2 separate regions of the Homo sapiens genome follow, and region 2 is linked to region 1. Evidence: chromatin loops called from intact Hi-C (ENCODE). Cell type or tissue: right lobe of liver. All regions are shown on one strand. Each heading gives the region's core, and the rest is flanking DNA. Links, peaks and the distances in the headings are about the cores only.

Region 1 (8,808 bases), core at 1,208-6,207:
AAAAGTTTCGATTACCTGCTGGGAAAATATTTATTGCTATTCAGAAGACATGCAGCACCATCAAGTGTGTGTCTAGTATAGTCTATAGCAGGACACTACAAAAGAAAGAATATAGAAATGCATCAACAAAGAGCTCTCTCTTAAGTTAGATATATTCATTATATGGGTATACCTTATTCCAAAGACATGAGCATGTTCTAAGAAAAAAGTTCCTTACAATTTCCGAATGCTTGTAAAATATAATGTTATATTAATAAGTAAGGTTTATTATCCCCTTGAACCATATCACAATTCTAGATGATACATAAACCAGTCTCCCATTTTTATTCCCAACATCGTACCTACAAGAAAACAACAATTACAGACAAGAAGAATCCTGATTTATCTCTGGTATCTCCAGGGATGCCTTCTTATATCCTAAACAATATTCCTTATTATGTCCCTAGCACTCTATTATCAATCTAGCAGCCCTCTAAAGAACTTTCTCCCAGATCACCTTTGAATTTTAACATGAAATATCAAAGTTTCCTTATATTTTAATAAATCTGACTTATTCTGTTCCATTTATCAGAAACAATGAAAAAAAGAAACAATGAAACACTGTCTCATGGCAACTCAGTAAATTTATTAAAGGAAAAATAAAACTGCAAAGTAATTGTCCTCATCCAGTCCTCCTGAGGGCAGACAGGGAGCAACATCAAGGGGAAAGCAGTCTAGAAACAAACCAGGGAGTCAACCAGAAGGAAAAAACAACTAGAGGAAGGAGTAACAATGACTGTAGCTCAAAGACTCTACCCAGTAATTAGGTTATTTTTCAAGTTTGAGACTGAAGCTGTCACTTAGAAATACGGTTTAGTAACTACTAAATATGGCTTAGTGCCGTGGCACTAAAAAATTACCTAATAAAAAAGAAGTATTTTTCTAACAATATATCCACAGGAATTTCTGATTAGTGGACTCCTTGCCAAAAACAGTACCATGAGCAATATTTATTGAAAAAAACTACCTTTCTCCAGATATATGACCACAGATGAGTTGGTCAAAAGCAAATATCCCAAGTAACTGTATTTCTCATATTTGTCATTTGGGTATACCATGAGACAGTTTTACAACCTTTAAACCAGAATCATCAACAGAAATACAGCAGACCCTTGAACAACACAGGTTTGAACTGCGTAAATCCACTTATGCTCAGATTTTCCCAGCAACGGCAAGACCAACCCCACTTCTTTCTCTTTCTCCTCAGCCTACTCAACGACATGAACACAACAAGGAAGACCTTTACAATGATCCACTTAATGAATGGCAAATATATTTTCTCTTCCTTACGATTTTCTTTAAAAAAAAGAAAGAAAGAAGGTCTCACTATGTTGACCAGGCTGGTCTCGAACTCCTGGCCTCAAGCGATCCTCCCATCTCAGCCTCCCAAAGTGCTGGGTTTACAGGCATAAGCCATCACGCCCAGCCCCTTATGATTTTCTGAATAACATTTTCTCTAGCTTCCTTCATTGCAATACACTATATAATACACAGAACATACAAAATGTGTGTTAATCGACTGTTATCGGTAAGGCTTCCAGTCAACAGTAGGCTATTAGTAATTAAGTTTTGGGGGAGTCAAAAGTTAGATACTCAGATTTTCAGCTGCACAGAGGGTTGGGATCCCAATCCCGGAGTTGTTCAAGGGTCAACTGTATAATGCAAGCCATATATTTAATTTTAAATTTTCTAGGCCCAATGTGGTGGCTCACGCCTGTAATTCCAGCACTTTGGGAGGCCAAAGTGGGAAGATCACTTGAGTCCAGGAGTTCAAGACCAGCCTAGGCAACACAGGGAAATGCCCCTATCTCTACAAAAAATTTGAAAAATTAGCCAGACATGGTGGCACTATGATTGTAGTCCCAGCTACCAAGAAGGCTGAGGCAGGAGGATTGCTTGAGCACAGGAGGTCAAGGGAGGTAAGCCAAGATCAGGCCACTGCATTCCAGCCTGGATAACAGGGTAAGATTTCGTCTCAAAAAATTAATTAATTAACTTTCTAAGAGATACATTAAAAAGGGGATAACGTGAGGCCGGGCGCAGTGGCTCACGCCTATAATTCCAGCATTTTGGGAGGCCGAGGCAGGTGGATCACAAGGTCAGGAGATCAAGACCATCCTGGCTAACACGATGAAACCCCATCTCTACTAAAAATACAAAAAATTAGCTGTGCGCAGTGGCAGGCACCTGTAGTCCCAGCTACTCAGGAGGCTGAGGCAGGAGAATGGCAAGAACCCGGGAGGCGGAGCTTGCAGTGAGCCAAGATCGCGCCACTGCACTCCAGCCTGGGCAAGAGTGTGAGACTCCGTCTCAAAAATAAAAATTAAAAAATAAAAAATAAAAAGGTAACGTGAAAGAGGTGAAATTAATTTTAATATTGTAGTTTGACCCACTATATCCAAAATAATACCATTTCAGCAGGTAATTGATATAAAATTAATGGGCTACTTTTTGACTTTTAAGATATAATTGATACAACTAAAATTTACTCTTAAAAATTCAGTAGTTTCTAGTATATTCACAAAATTCTGCAACCATTACCACTAAATTTCAGAACATTTCAGCATCCCAAAAAGAAACCTTGAACCAATTAGCAGTCACTTCCCATTCTCTCCTTCCCCCAGCCCTAAGCAACAACCAACCTAATTTCTGTTTCACAGGATTTGCCTATTCTGGATATTTCATTAAAATGAAATAATATAATAAGTGGCATTTTGTGTCTGGCTTCTATTATGTTTTCAAGGCTTATCCATGGTGTAGTATGAATCAGTACTTCATTCCTTTTTTTAAAATTCAAAACTTTTTAGCCTTTAATGTTTTTAATATATACAAAATGCCGTACTGTATGTTTCTCCCTTTAAGACTTCATTCCTTTTCATGGCTGAATATTATTCCATTGTACACATACAGTCAGCACTTTGCATCTGCAGATTCAACCAACTGCAGATCAAAACTACACTTTAAAACCCCATAACAATAAAAAATAATACAAATTAAGAAATACAGTATAACAACTATTTATATAGCATTTATATTGTATTCAGTATTATATGTAATCTAGAGATGATTTAAAGTATATAGGAGGATGTGCATAGGTCATATGCAAATACTATGCCATTTTATATAAGAGACTTTGGTATCTGTGGTTTTGGTATTCATGGGGGTCCTGGGACCAATCCTCTGAGGCTACTGAGAGATGGCTGCAACACATTTTGCTTATCCATTCATCAGTTGATGGATATTTGGTTGTTTCCATTTTTTGGCTATCATAAATAATGTGACTGTGAATATTCATGTACAAGTCTTTGTGCAGATAAATGTTTTCATTTTGGGGGAACTACATATCAAGGAGTGGAATTCCTGGGTCGTATGCAACTCTATGCTTACCATTTTAAGGAACTTCCAAACTGTTTTTTGAAATAGCTGAAGCATTTTACAATCCCATCATCAATGTTTAGGGGTTCCACTTCACATCCCCGTCAGCACTTGTTATTGTCTATCTTTCCTATTTTAGCCATTATAGTGGGTATGAAAGTATATGCCATTTGGGGTTTTGATGCTTTTTTCTTAACATTTTAAAAAATTGTAGTAAAATATATACACCACAAATTTTTCCATTTTGACCCTTTTTTTTTTTTTGAGACGGAGTCTCACTCTGTTGCCCAGGCTGGAGTGCAGTGATGTGATCTCCACTCAGTGCAAGCTCCGTCTGCAGGGTTCACGTCATTCTCCTGCCTCAGCCTCCCAAGTAGCTGAGACTACAGGCACACGCCACAGCGCCCGGGTAATTTTTTGTATTTTTAGCAGAGATGGGGTTTCACCGTGTTAGCCAGGATGGTCTTGATCTCCTGACCTCGTGATCCGCCCGCCTTGGCCTCCCCAAGTGCTGGAATTACAGGCGTGAGCCACCGCGCCCAGACAGCTATTTTGACCATTTTTAAATGTACAATTTAGTGGCATTAATTTACAATATTGTGCAACCATCTTCACTGTTTCCAACTCTCAAACAGAAACTATTATGGCCAGGCATGGTGGCTCATGCCTATAATCCCAGCACACTGGGAGGCCAAGGCAGGTGGATCACTTGAGGCCAGGAGTTTGAGACCAAACTGGTCAACATGGTGAAACTCCGTCTCTACTAAAAATACAAAAATTAGCCTGGCATGGTGGTGCACGCCTGTTGTCCCAGCTACTCAGAAGGCTGAGGCAGTGAACTGCTTGAAACTGGGAGGTGGGGGCTACAGTGAGGCAAGATTGTGCCACTGCACTCCAGCCTGGGCAACAGAGTGAAACTCCAGCCTGGGCGACAGAGCGAAACTCTTGTCTCTTAAAAAAAAAAAAGAAAGAAACTCGGCTGGGCGCAGTGGCTCACATCTATAATCCCAGCACTTTAGGAGGCTGAGGTGGGCGGATCACATGAGGTCAGGAGTTCGAGGCCAGCCTGGCCAATAGGGTGAAACCATGTCACTACTAAAAATACAAAAATTAGTCAGGCGAGGTGGCACATGCCTGTAAATCCCAGCCACTTGGGAAGCTGAGACAGGAGAATCGCCTGAACCTGGGAAGCGGAGGTTGCAGTGAGCCGAGATTGCGCCACTGAACTCCAGCCTGGGCAAAAGAGCAAGACTCTGTCTCAAAAAGAAAAGAAAAGAAAAAAGTCTATTACCCTTAAGCACTAACTTCCCATACCGCCCATCCTTTGGCAGCTTCTACCTACCTTCAAATGTCTATATGAATTTATTCACTCTAGATAAGTGGAATGCTACAGTATCTGTCCTTTTGCATCTGACTTGTTTCACTCCACATAATACATACTGGATTTTAAAGGTTCATCTGTGTTGTAGCATGTATCAGAACTTCATTCCCTTTCATGGTTTTATAATATTTCATTGTATGTCCATGCTACATTTTGTTTCTCCATTCTCACGGTGGTTTTTTTTTTTCCCTTATCAAGCATGGTTGTGGAGGAGACAATGTTAATCAGCATAACAATAACGCACAACCCTCGCACCAACTGTCTGTGGTTTTGAGATGTGCCTTAATAACTAATGTTGAGCATCTTTTCATGTGCTTACTGGCCATTTCTGAATCTTTTTTTGAGACATGGTCTCTCTCTGTCACATAGGCTGGAGTGTAGTGGTGTGATCTTTGCTTACTTCAACCTTGAGTCCTTGGGCTCAGGTGATTCTCCCACCTCAGCCTCCCTAGTAGCTGGGACTACATGTGCACACCCATCACACTCAGCTAATTTTTTGTATTTTTAGTAGAGATGGGGTTTCACCATGTTGGCTAGGCTGGTCTCGAACTCCTGACCTCAGGTGACCCACCTGCCTCGGCCTCCCAAAGTGCTGGGATTACAGGCGTTACTGTCTTCGAAATCCAGTATTTATTTTGTGTTTACAGCATATTTCAATTTTGACTACCCACATTTCAAGTGCTACACAGCTACATGGGGCTCATGGGTTACCACATCACTGTATCTTTAGACCTTTAACTGGTTTCTGAATTTTTAATTTGGATGACATTTTGCATTGTTTTTAGCTGCCTTCCCTTCACCTTCCCCCAGTTAATTCTCAGGTAACTATTCCTACTCTGTAACAGTTATAACAGCAAAAAATGGCAAAATATAGCAGGTTACAAAATACTATGTAATGGTGTTTACAAATTTTTATGTATTATATTTTTCCAAATATATAATCATAATGCTACTGCAAGTGATCACAATCAGCATGTGACTGTGAGGGCTTGTAGACAGTAAGTTATAATGTTTGTCGCCTAGAAGCACTATTTGTATAATTTACTCTATATGCTGAATGCCTCTCTTTAATTCTCAAGGATACTGAATAAATGATTATTGGTGCTAAGTATTCTGCTGCTCCCACTTCAGAATCTCCCTAGTGATTTTAATCCATGAGAGCAATTTTCTTAGCTTAGTTTGTCAGTTCCTATAGTTTCCTGACTAAGCAGTTATTCAAAAACAGTTCAGAAAGTGTCCTTTCAAATTGTTCTTTTGTTTGTATTTTTACAGTAACTCCACTCAATATAACTACCACTTGGAAATCCTACTATCACCCTCCCTTGACACATGGCCAGTTCAACAGATCTGGACTTCAGCAAGCAATGCTGCAATTCTAAGACTCAATTTACAGGTCTTAATGCTAATGACTATCCTGTCATTTAATATTAATCAAGAAAGAAGTGGATATGAGAATGACAGTATATTTAAGAGTCATAACACATCACAAACTGGATATCACTTCCACTCTAAAGAAAGAATAATACATCATTACTATTTGCCAAAACAAAACTAGCCTTGATTCAGCCTTCTTGATTCAGTTTCCTAATTGCAATAATCACATCATTCACTACGTTAAGTAGCCAACTTCAGTGAATTATCAATGAAACCACTATGTGGATTTTCCCAGATGTAGACAGATACAATCTTTTTATTTTTTTTATTTTTTATTTTTTTTGAGACGGAGTCTCGCTCTGTCGCCCAGGCTGGAGTGCAGTGGCGGGATCTCGGCTCACTGCAAGCTCCGCCTCCTGGGTTCACGCCATTCTCCTGCCTCAGCCTCCCAAGTAGCTGGGACTACAGGCGCCCGCCACTACGCCCGGCTAATTTTTTGTATTTTTAATAGAGACGGGGTTTCACCGTTTTAGCCGGGATGGTCTCGATCTCCTGACCTCGTGATCCGCCCGCCTCGGCCTCCCAAAGTGCTGGGATTACAGGCGTGAGCCACCGCGCCCGGCCGACAGATACAATCTTAATACTGCTTCAATTAATTAACATAAAAATGTGACATCCTGAATGAAACCAGTCTTCCAAATAAGTACTATTCTCTTAGGTATCAAATACTCCTTATTTTGGAGCATTTGTCCTTTTTGAAACAAAAAACATCAGATATTGATTTTGCAACTAGGGCCTCACTTGTCTTCAAGCCTTAGAAGTCTATCAATATAATGACCACTTCAAGGTCTATGATTCTACAGAATTGGCCTAACCCAATATCCCCAGTGAGTCAGTGTCAAGTAAAAAGTAATTATAACAGATTAAATGGGAATACAGATTAAGGGAAAAGCAATGCATAAACAACCCAGATGTAAAGACCATTTTGGAGACAACTAAGGAAAAGTATACTGGGTATCAGATGATATGAAGAAATTTTTTAAATAAGAAAAAGTACAGTAGGCCAGGCACAGTGGTTCACACCTGTAATCCCAGCACTTTGGGAGACTGAGGTGGGCAGATTACTTGAGGTCAGGAGTTTGAGACCAGGCTTGCCAATATAGCAAAACCCCATCTCTACTAAAAATATAAAAATTAGCCCGGCATGATAGCGCATGCCTGTAATCTCAGCCACTTGGGAGGTTGATGCATGAGAATCTCCTGAATCCGGAGACAGAGGTTGCAGCGAACCGAGATCATACCACTGCACTCCAGCCTGGACAACGGAGTAAGAATCCATCTCAAAAAAAAAAAAGAGCAAAACAAAAAACTGCTACTGCCTATAGTCTTACCTTGACAAAAACTAAATAAGGAGAAAAACAACATGAATATTTAAAAGCTCAAAAGTAACATTTCTACTTAAACTAGGCATCAGAGTAATCAATAGTTCTTCCTATCAAAAGAAATAATCTGAACAAAAACCTAAACAGGCGTATCTCAATCATTACACAGTAGATATCAGCACAATGTGACAGATGTTAATCCGTAATAGCCAGTGGATCATGAAGTGAGTTCTAGCCCATGTAATTGCCCAATTATGAAAAATGATGCTTATCATAAGAAATCCTAAAATAGCACTGCAGTAACAACTTCACAACAAGCAACTCAAAATGAAATAGCAAAATGAACAGTGAACTAAAAACCCTAAAAACTTGTCTAACATTGTCTTGAGAGAGATTTAGGCTATAATAATTTTATTAGTTACTCTATTTCATAAATCCTCACCTCTTTTGGAGTTTTATGAGCTGCACAAAGAAAAATCCATTGTTCAGTTGCTGTCATTTGAGTGCAAGTATCTGGATGGCATTCACTCTGTTAAAAATAATTATATTTCTTAATATGTAAAATAATAATGAAAAAGCTTATCATTTAGGTTACTATATTTCCATAATAAATTCTAGAAGAAAGTTAGAAATGTGGATACGTTTTTGTAAGCACATTAAGTTATAAAAACAGAGAAAAAAAAATCAGAACTTTCAATTATAACTTTGACTTAAAGAAAATATTACCTGAAGTTTGACAGCAAGTCCATTTAGCTCAAGGCAGAACTGCCTGAAAATGCAAATACATAAATAAAAAGTCATATCTATTCTTCACAGCAATTTTTAGAATATTAGCTGCAAAAAGAGAATCCCATCAGTATCATCCCTCCTCCCTCATTACCATTCTCAAAACCACCTAAACTGACAATGACACATTTCTTCTAAAGGCTTACAGATTAAAAATAGAAAACCAATAACCCTCATAACATTCAATACCAGAGTTAAGTGAGCTGATCATTCTCTTATATACTAGAAATTAGTACAATTTTTCAGGGAAGTAATTTGGAAATATTTACCAAGACTTTTAGGAAGTGTATACTTTTCGACTAAGTCATTCTTCTAAGAATCTATTGTAATGAAATAATCAGATCTGCATGCAGATAAATGTATAAAGATGTTCACAGGAGCTATATATGCATATGAGAAAATTTCTGAATTGTAGAAAAATTCAGCAACTGGAGGGTAATAAAATGTTGGTACATAGAAACATACAAAGAA
Region 2 (8,808 bases), core at 2,219-7,218, 240 kb before region 1:
GTCTTCGTCTCTGTAACAACCTCTCCAAGTCTAAGTGTTGTGCTCCCTGTAGGAGAAAAGAAGATCTGAGCTGTCCTCTTTGCTTTCTTAAGGCATTTTTTTAAACTCTATCCCTCACCTCTCCTATTTCAAACATCCAACCATTACAGAGAAAAAGAAAGCACCTAAAATCCTCCAAAATGAAACAATAAGTTAATAGATCTGGAAACAAGAAAAAAAATAAAATGGAAACAGAGGCATCTTCTAAACATGTCTTTTCATGTTGTTTTATCTACCAAGTTAAATCACTCCCTGGTCTGGGCTATCTCTGTACCTGGCAACTCTTCTACTGCCATGCTTAGCACAATGAATGTATAAACTTTTTACTTACTTAGCTGCTTCTTGCACTAGACCACAGGCTGCTTAGCTGCTTCTTGCACTAGATCACAGGCTGCCACTAGGTCTTGCTACCAGAGCAAGAACTAGGCCTTAATCATTGCTGTATCCCATGCCATAGCATAAAGCCTGCCCACAGGAGGAACAAAATAGTTATCCACATCTATAAACTAGAGAATGCATCCAAAGGGTTATCAAGAAAATGAGAGCCAGAAGTAGATATTAGGAGCTTCAATCTGAAGTTAGAAAACTCAAGAGGCAAGAAGGGAAGAACTGTCAACTAGGGAAGGCAAGAAAGAAGGGTAGTTGGGTAAATCCCTGAAACAAAGACTATGTTCTGAACAGATTGTGCGAAGAAAAAAGATGAGAAACATTGGGAACCTGGCAGAAAACTTAAGAAAATGGGATTTTTAGGTTTGCAATTTGTAATGTGCTATACTTTTATGTTTATCTTGGTAAACAGTATCTCCCATATGTGAAACCAGATTTCTGAATGAGCCTCACCAATCCCTCTCCATCATCACCCATGCCCAACAGTCTCAATTCCTCACTGGTATCTCTTTAACCTTTTCCCAGTGTTTGATTCTCACTCCTGTCACCTTTGTTCAGGTCCCCATTATTTTTCACTTGAATTGTTTTCTCCTCCAAATTCAACTATCTGTTTCCAGTCTGTGCCCCTCAAAAACTCTTCTTTGATATGAAAATATCTTCCTAAAATTTGGCTCTGATTATACAACTTCCTGGTTCAATCATCTTCAATGGTCCCTATTTACAAAGGTCTCCAGAATAAAATTCTCTTTATTGCCATAGTATAAGTAACATGACAAAGTGCACTGAGCCCGAACATAAATCATGCTACTGTAAAGACACATGCACACGTATGTTTATTGCAGCACTATTCACAATAGCAAAGACTTGGAACCAACCCAAATGTCCATCAATGATGGACTGGATTAAGAAAATGTGGCACATATACACCATGGTATAATACTATGCAGCCATAAAAAAGGATGAGTTCATGTCCTTTGCAGGGACATGGATGCAGCTGGAAACCATCATTCTGAGCAAGCTATCGCAAGGACAGAAAACCAAACACCACATGTTCTCACTCATAGGTGGGAACTGAACAATGAGAACACTTGGACACAGGGTGGGAAACATCACACCCCAGTGCCTGTTGTTGGGTAGGGGGCTGGTAGGGGGGGGATAGCATTAGGAGAAATACCTAATGTAAATGATGAATTAATGGGTGCAGTAAACCAACATGGTACATGTATACCTATGTAACAAACCTGCACGTTGTGCACATGTACCCTAGAACTTAAGGTATAATTTAAAAAAAGGAACAAAGTTTTGAAAATGACATCCACCACTTACTAGCAATGTGACCACGAGAGTCACTTTTACCTCTCTAAGACTCAGGTTTCCAATGAGAGAGAGAAAAAGAGAGACTAAGAAAAAGAGAGAACTAAGACTTAAAAAGAATGTGGCTAGCCCAGCATTAGGTACATGATGCAGGCTCAATATCTTTCCCTCAATTTTTCTGCCCAGACCAGCATTCCAGCCTTAACAATGCCCTTACCCAGCCCTGGACACTGTGCTCTATGATGCTATCCTCTGTTCTCCCACAGACCGTTGATCATTGTTAATATATCACTCAGCCTGTTATGCCTGTATTTTATTTTCTTATAAGCATATTTATATTATACTGTTTGGAGTAATTAGTTTTTTCTATCCTTCTAGATTTAAAATGCTTTGAGAACAGAGGTTTGACCTTGTTCTTCAAGCTTGTCCAACTGGTGGCCCATGGGCCGCATTTGAATGCGGCCCAACACAAATTCGTAAACTTTCTTAAAACATTATGAGATTTTGTGATTTATTTTTTTAGCTCATAAGCTATCGTTAGTGTTTATGTATTTTATGTGTGGCCCAAGACAATTATTCTTCCAATGTAGCCCAGGGAAGCCAAAAGATTGGACACCCCTGTTCTTCATCTTCATATCTCCCACATTATATTCCATTATGTACTGCACAGAATAGGAACTCTGTTAAGTGTCTACTAAATTGGGGTGCATTGCATAATTTTATGTGGTTTATCCAAGTTTTAAAGCTGAACTTTCCTTTTGGTGTAAGAATTAATAGTAAGAGGCAGAACAGAGAACTGCCACACTGAAAATAAAGTATATCCCTCTAGTACCCAACACCAGCCTTGAAATACAGTTAGCGTTCCCTAAATTACGTAAATTTTTGTCAGATTAAACACCTACTGCGCTGAATACATTTTTTAAGAGAATGTAGTTCTTGAAAATAAGTGTTTTTAGTCAAAATGTTTTGGGCAAGAGAGGATAGTAACATCTACCCAAATCCAGCAACAGTCCTAGGAAAAAAAAATGCCCAAAGAAGATTAGTTCTACTGGTATTGAACAGTAAGATTATTATGCTTTAGAATATGAGTTTTCATCTAAATAGGTTTGTATTCTCGATTTCCACAGAGACTGAAACCTGGTAAAATGAGCTTAAATTGCATGCAGAAATGTATAATGACTTTAGGGATTCTTCGGGTAAGATAAACAAAAATTGTTTCCCATTTTATTTTGGGTAAAATAATATGAAGAGCTAATCTTTGAATAAATCAAAAATTAATATATTCACTCTGTTTTTAATTCTATATCTTGAAGGCAAAGTAACCCAAAGTCAAACTTTTATAGTAGTGTGTACAATAGTTATTACTGGTGTAAATTTTAACAGTTGTTACTGCTGATTCTTTAAAAATATGTGGCAAAATGGTTATGATCAAGAACTGTGGGTTGGGGGGGAGACGAGGGTTAAACCTCCTACAGCTTTAGATCTTGACCAAATTACTTATCCTTCAAATCTCTGCTTCATCACGTACTATGACGATAATTGGAGCATCTATCTGAAAGGTTGCTGTGAGCATGAAAAGATTAAATGATACTGATCATAAAGCATTGTGCCTGAAACAAAGTGAGTACTTGATAAATGGCAGCTATAATAATGATAATCATTACTATAAGTTTATCCAGTTGTAATCATTTTAGCTACCTACTAGAAATACGTATTATTTACAAAGCAGTCTTCTTTCAGCCAGGCATGGTGGCGTGGGCCTGCCTGTGGTCCCAGCTACTCAGAAGGCTGAGGTGGGAGGATCGCTTGAGCCCAGGAGGTCGAGAATTCAGTGAGCGTGATCGCACCACTGCACTCCAGCCTGGGCGACAGAGTGAGCCTTCGTGTCTAAATAATTAGTCAACTGGACGGGCACGGTGGCTCAAGCCTGTAATCCCAACAATTTGAGCGGCCAAGACAGGCAGCTCACTTGAAGTCAGAAGTTCAAGCCTGGCCAACATGGTGAAACCCCGTCTCTACTAAAAATACAAAAATTAGCCGTGGTAGCGGGCGCCTGTAATCCCAGCTACTCGGGAGGCTGAGACAAGGAGAATCGCTTGAATCCGGAAGGCGGAGGTTGCAGTGAGCCGAGATCGCGCCACTGCACTCCAGCCCGGGCGACAGTGCGAGACTCCGTCTCAAAAATAAAAATAATTAGTAAATTAATTCATTAATTTAAGAAAAAAAGCGCAATCTTCTTCCAAAGGCGATCCCAAGGCTGTTGGAGGCTGAAACCGCTAAGTCGCCCCCTACCGCGCGGGTGGCTTCGTCCCGGACCCCTCCAGAGGCTGTGCCACTGCTGGAGGTGCTCAGCGGGGCCGGGACCCGCTTGGGGCGCCGTCCGGGGCGAGCACCGGAGCCCGACTGGGCTGAATGGCAGGTCCTGACCAAGCCACCCGCGCGGCCCCGCCCGCCTGGCGGGATGAGTGACGGCGGCAACAGGTGCAGAGCGGCGTCCGCGGCTTCTCGGGAGCCCCCGAGTTTTGCGAGTCAGGCCCCGAGAGTCAGAGTTTGACTCTAGAACCTTCTTCGCTTTACACCAGTCTTCGGAAGTCGCCCGTCAACCGGCTTCTTCTACCTCAGTAAAGCCTTAAGGTCACCTCAACCTCTCGAAACCCACCAGTCCCAGAGGCCGACTCTTCTCAAGTGGAGGAGAGGGGAAGGCGTGCATGGAGCTTTGCCTGACCGCTCGCTCTCTCCTCCCCAGCCGTCTGAGAGAAGGCGAGAGGGGTCCCAGAACCGAGCCCTCGCTCCGCACGCCCCACGCCCGCCCCGCTGTGCCGTGCGCTCTGCCCCTGAGACGCCCCGGCTCGGAGTCCCAGGGCCACAGCCGAAACTCGCCCTCCCGCGCCCCTCTCCGGCTTGCAGCGCCCGCCCGCACCGCCACCTGCCACCCGAGGCGACGCAGTCCGCTTCTCCCCACCCGCCAGGTGGCAGGTTCAGGGCCGGGGTCCGAGCCTGCTTCCCTGCAGCTGCCACAGCCACCCTCGCCGCCAGGGGGCGAGAGTCCCAGGCAGGACAAGCAGCGCTGCTGCCTTGGCGTGAAGGTGGTTTCAAACTTTAGGCTTCTTTTCCCTACCCCGCGTCTCTGAAGAGCAGAGAGGAAGATGGAAACCGAGTCCGGGCCGGTGAGTACGGCGATCAGGGCCCCAGGGCGCGGGATAGCGGGGAGAAGGAGCAGCGTGGAGCCTGTCCCTGAGGGCTTGGAGGGGCGAGGTGAAGGCCCCAAACGCTCGCTATCTGGTTGGGAAGAAACGTGGCCAGGTGCCCCATCGACCGCTGCCAGGAGCCACCCGCCCGCAGACCTCGTCTGGCTGTGTCATGGGGGTCAGAAAGGCGCCGCCACGGGGCCTGGACTGGGTGTAGACGGGCCAGGGGACCTCAGGCGTGGATGTTTCGGGAGGCGGCGGGCTGCCAGGCACCCAGCGAAGTCCGAGCAGGTAAACCGCTTTCCCGCCGAAATTGGGCTAGGCAGCGTCTTTGACGCTCCCTGCGGCCGAACTCGACCCAGCCGCCCAAGGCGAGGAGTTGCCAGGGCGGTCGACGCCTCCACTCCCCGACTGGTCAGCGAGGACCGGAAGGTCTGAGAGACCTGGCAGGGCCCGCCTGTGGCCCAGGCGGGACCCGGACACTCTAGCCCTGGCTGTGCACCCAAGCCAGTCAGGGTGGACTTGGGGAAGTGAAGGAGGACTGCCCGCACAGGCCCGAGGCGCAGCGGCAACGTGCCATCCCGCCCCGCCCCGTCCCGCCGCCAGCAGCCAATCAGGGAGCGCCGCGCGAGGGTGGGGACCAGCTGCGCACGAGGCCAGCGGCGGGGTCGCTGCCGTTGAGGCTTCCCGCCACTGCTGCTGGCGGATTTGTGGGGCAAAATTTCTCGCTGGCTAGCCTTCTTTTCCCTCCCGCACTTTGGTGGGGAGGGGGTGGATCCTCGTTTCGGTGCCCAAGTTCACGATGACCCGAGAGAACTCGAGGAAGTTGTCGCCGCGGCCATTTCCCCCAGTGCCGCAACTTGCTGGCCTTGGAGGGGGAGGAGCGCCGAGGCAGTGACTGCGACGGTTAGCCCGCCCGTTCCTGCTGTCTTCGTTTGCAAAATAGATGCTAGATCTCGAGGTTGATTCTCAAGGGGAGGGGCCAGTGAGGGCACATTGCTTTGGAGGAGTAGTTTAATAAACTCTCTAGTGCTGGAAGTTTTAGCAAACGGAGGAGCCTTCAAACCCGGCAACAGTCCCCATCTAGGTGTTTCCGTAACACATGCGGAATTATTGCTAGTGGAATTTCAGGCTTTCTTTGTTGTTTAACTCAATGCATCGCTAATTGTTTATAATGAACTTAGATGTTGCCTCCACCTGAGCCTTGCTATTGCTAACATTAAAATATTTTGTAGGCCTGGCGCGATGGCTCCCGCCTGTAATCCCAGCACTTTGGGAGGCCAAGGTGGGCGGATCACGAGGTCAGGAGATCGAGACCATCCTGGCCAAAATGGTGAAAACCCATCTCTACTAATACAAAAAAATTAGCTGGGCGTGGTGGTGCGCACCTGTAGTCTCAGCTACTCAGGAGGCTGAGGCAGGAGAATCTCTTGAACCAGGGAGGCGGAGGTTGCAGTGAGCCGAAATCACGCCACTGCACTCCAGCCTGGCGACAGAGCAAGACTGTCTCAAATATATATATATATATATATATATATATATATATATATATATATATATATATATATATGTATTAGACTGCTGTTATACTGTATTCTTTAGCCTTCAGCCTATTTGGCATATCATGAGCAGGTCTCTCCTGAAGAAATGATTCACTTTTAGTCATTCAACAGATATTTATTGAGCACCTGCTGTGTACTGTCAGTACTTTAGATGCTGCCATGAAAAAAGCAAAACTTCTGCCCTGGTGCATTACATAATAGTGGAGACAGATAATAAACATACTAAGTAAACTATATCGTATGTTAGAAAATGATGAGGGAGAAAACTTAAGCAGAGCGAGCCCACAATAGAGCCTTAGAGAGTGGAGGAGAATGAAGTGAATTGAGTGTGAAAGGTTGTTTTTCTTTTCTCAGGGAGTATCCTTTAGTTTCTCGAGATTGGAAATAAAGCACTGTTTACTTCCGTTCATTTCATCCTTCTCTCAATGAAATATAATGGGGTTTGTCTTTTACTTAAACTTGCGAACATATTAGTACATCTTATTTTCAATAAGAGAATTTCATGAAGAATGATTTTTTAAATTTAGCAAATAGGTAATTTTGACACTGTAAACAAATGGGCAGAAAGACAAGATTACATCTACTAGAGCTGTTATATTATCTCTAGCAATACAAAATCCATAGTTGAAAAATACTAAGCATTCCAGAATTACCCATTCTGAGCATTATATCCTACTGAGCGAAGTGACTGAAGTCACAAATAACCTCCAAGTGCCCAGAGAGAAAGCTGTTAAGATTAGATTCCCAGTTTCTTTCATTGGAAACTACAACATAGTAATTATTAAATGTGGTGGCTTTTCTGTGTTTTAAAAGAAGTATTTACATATTCCCTTATTAGGAGTACATACTTCCTTAAGGCTGGATGGGGAAGAGAGCCCATAAGGTCCAGCCTATAGCCCAATTGCCACTCCTGCCCTAGTCATTTCTCTGTACATCTTGCAAAGATTAATTTAGGGATTGTGATTGTATTGGCCAGAGAAGAAAGAGCAGAACAAATTTGAAAAAGAACAACTTTATTACCTGAGCTGGAGATTCATTTTCATGAGTTTGTTTCTCAGAGAATTGGAATTATGAACTTCAAGCTTTTGTTATTTTCTTTTTCTTTCTTTTTGAGATGGGGTCTTTCTTTGTTGCCCAGGCTGGTCTCGAACTCCTGATCTCAAGCAATCCTCCTGCCTCAGCCTCCCAAGCAGCTGGGATTACAGGCACAAGCCACAACACCCAGTTTACTTCAAGTTTTTTGAAGCACACATTTAGGATATTATGGGGTTTGTCTTTAGGATATTATGGGGTTTGTCTCAGAAGTGTGTTTAGTGTTTCCAGATGGAAAATAATTCACCAGTTCTTGAATTGGTTTCTCTTCAATGTGATTCTCAAGTCTTGGGTTTTTTTTCAGTTATACCTTAAAAGTCTATTATCTTACCATTCTGCAAAGGCTTATACATTTATATATATTTATTAAAATTTAAATTATGTCCTCTAACTTAGAATTGTGAACATGTGGATATGTACTGAGCTAATTCTTTGGAATAAACATTTATGAGCTACAAGTATATAATTTTTTAACAAAATCAGTCCAATCTTCAAATTGACAAGTGCATTTAAAATTTTGACTTTCAGGCTGAAAATGGTGAATGTGAATGTTAGAGTTTATTAACTTGTCGATGACCATTAGTTAAAGACCACCAGGAACACATGCGTCATTTAGTAAAGTTGGGTCTGTTAATTGTTCAAACAAGGGAAAACATAAACCATGGGGCCTCTCAATCAGAAGGTGTTAGAACTTACAGGATATAGGCTTCTGTTGAGCAATTTCTAGAGAGGGTTTAAGGAAGTAGGGCTTTACTCTGGAATGTATAGCGTCAGGAAATGGTAGTAATTCTATGATTGGATGTGTTAACTTTTATCTAAAAGGAAAGAAAAATGGATCGAGGCTAAAACTATAGCTGATAAAGAAGGAGCAGTCACTCATATCAGCCAGAATGGAGGGTTGTTTGGTTATTCTTGTGGTTTGGGCAATGCCTTTGTTTTTGTCAGCATTCAAACATGATTATGGAGTGGTCTTGTTTTTAATCTTGATCCATCAGAGTCACAGGGTGACTTTGTCTGATGTTGGTGTTCTGTTAACAAGAGAACACCACAGCCTAGCTGTGAGTGCCAGGCCAACTCCTAACAACACCAGGGTGTAGTTGATTGTGTCAGGCTGGGACTGTTTTCTCTTTCTCAAACATGTTCATGAGTTTAATATTCCCCTTAATAATTAAGTAATAGGTTTGATAATAATATAAGCATTTTAAGTAATATATTTAATATTTAAA

The links. A loop is a pair of places that touch in the nucleus more often than their neighbours do. Peaks named below come from ENCODE experiments on the same cell type or tissue, not always from the same donor. Only the 100,000 strongest peaks of a DNase experiment are listed, where the experiment ranks them.
Region 2: a loop joins it to region 1, with 4 times the contacts of the local background. A loop is called at or near these places in 1 of 110 quality-filtered maps.

Annotation. Positions count from the first base shown.
Region 1 is chr2:197,539,623-197,548,430 of GRCh38, reverse strand. HSPE1-MOB4 (HSPE1-MOB4 readthrough) reads right to left here. Exons shown (of 9, transcript NM_001202485.2): 5 at 8,278-8,320; 6 at 7,994-8,080; 7 at 16-95. It overlaps MOB4 (MOB family member 4, phocein), which reads right to left. Exons shown (of 8, transcript NM_015387.5): 4 at 8,278-8,320; 5 at 7,994-8,080; 6 at 16-95. It also overlaps the pseudogene RNY5P2. Among named protein-coding and RNA genes, the nearest start is that of MOB4, 28 kb to the right of the region's middle. In right lobe of liver, for the core only: no CTCF peak of the experiment used is centred there; no DNase peak of the experiment used is centred there.
Region 2 is chr2:197,782,082-197,790,889 of GRCh38, reverse strand. It overlaps BOLL (boule RNA binding protein), which reads left to right and starts at 5,571. Exons shown (of 11, transcript NM_033030.6): 1 at 5,571-5,834. RefSeq lists an enhancer at 4,166-4,395. In right lobe of liver, for the core only: a CTCF peak has its summit at 4,760 (motif pointing right); no DNase peak of the experiment used is centred there; H3K4me3 peaks cover 888 bases; H3K27me3 peaks cover 726 bases.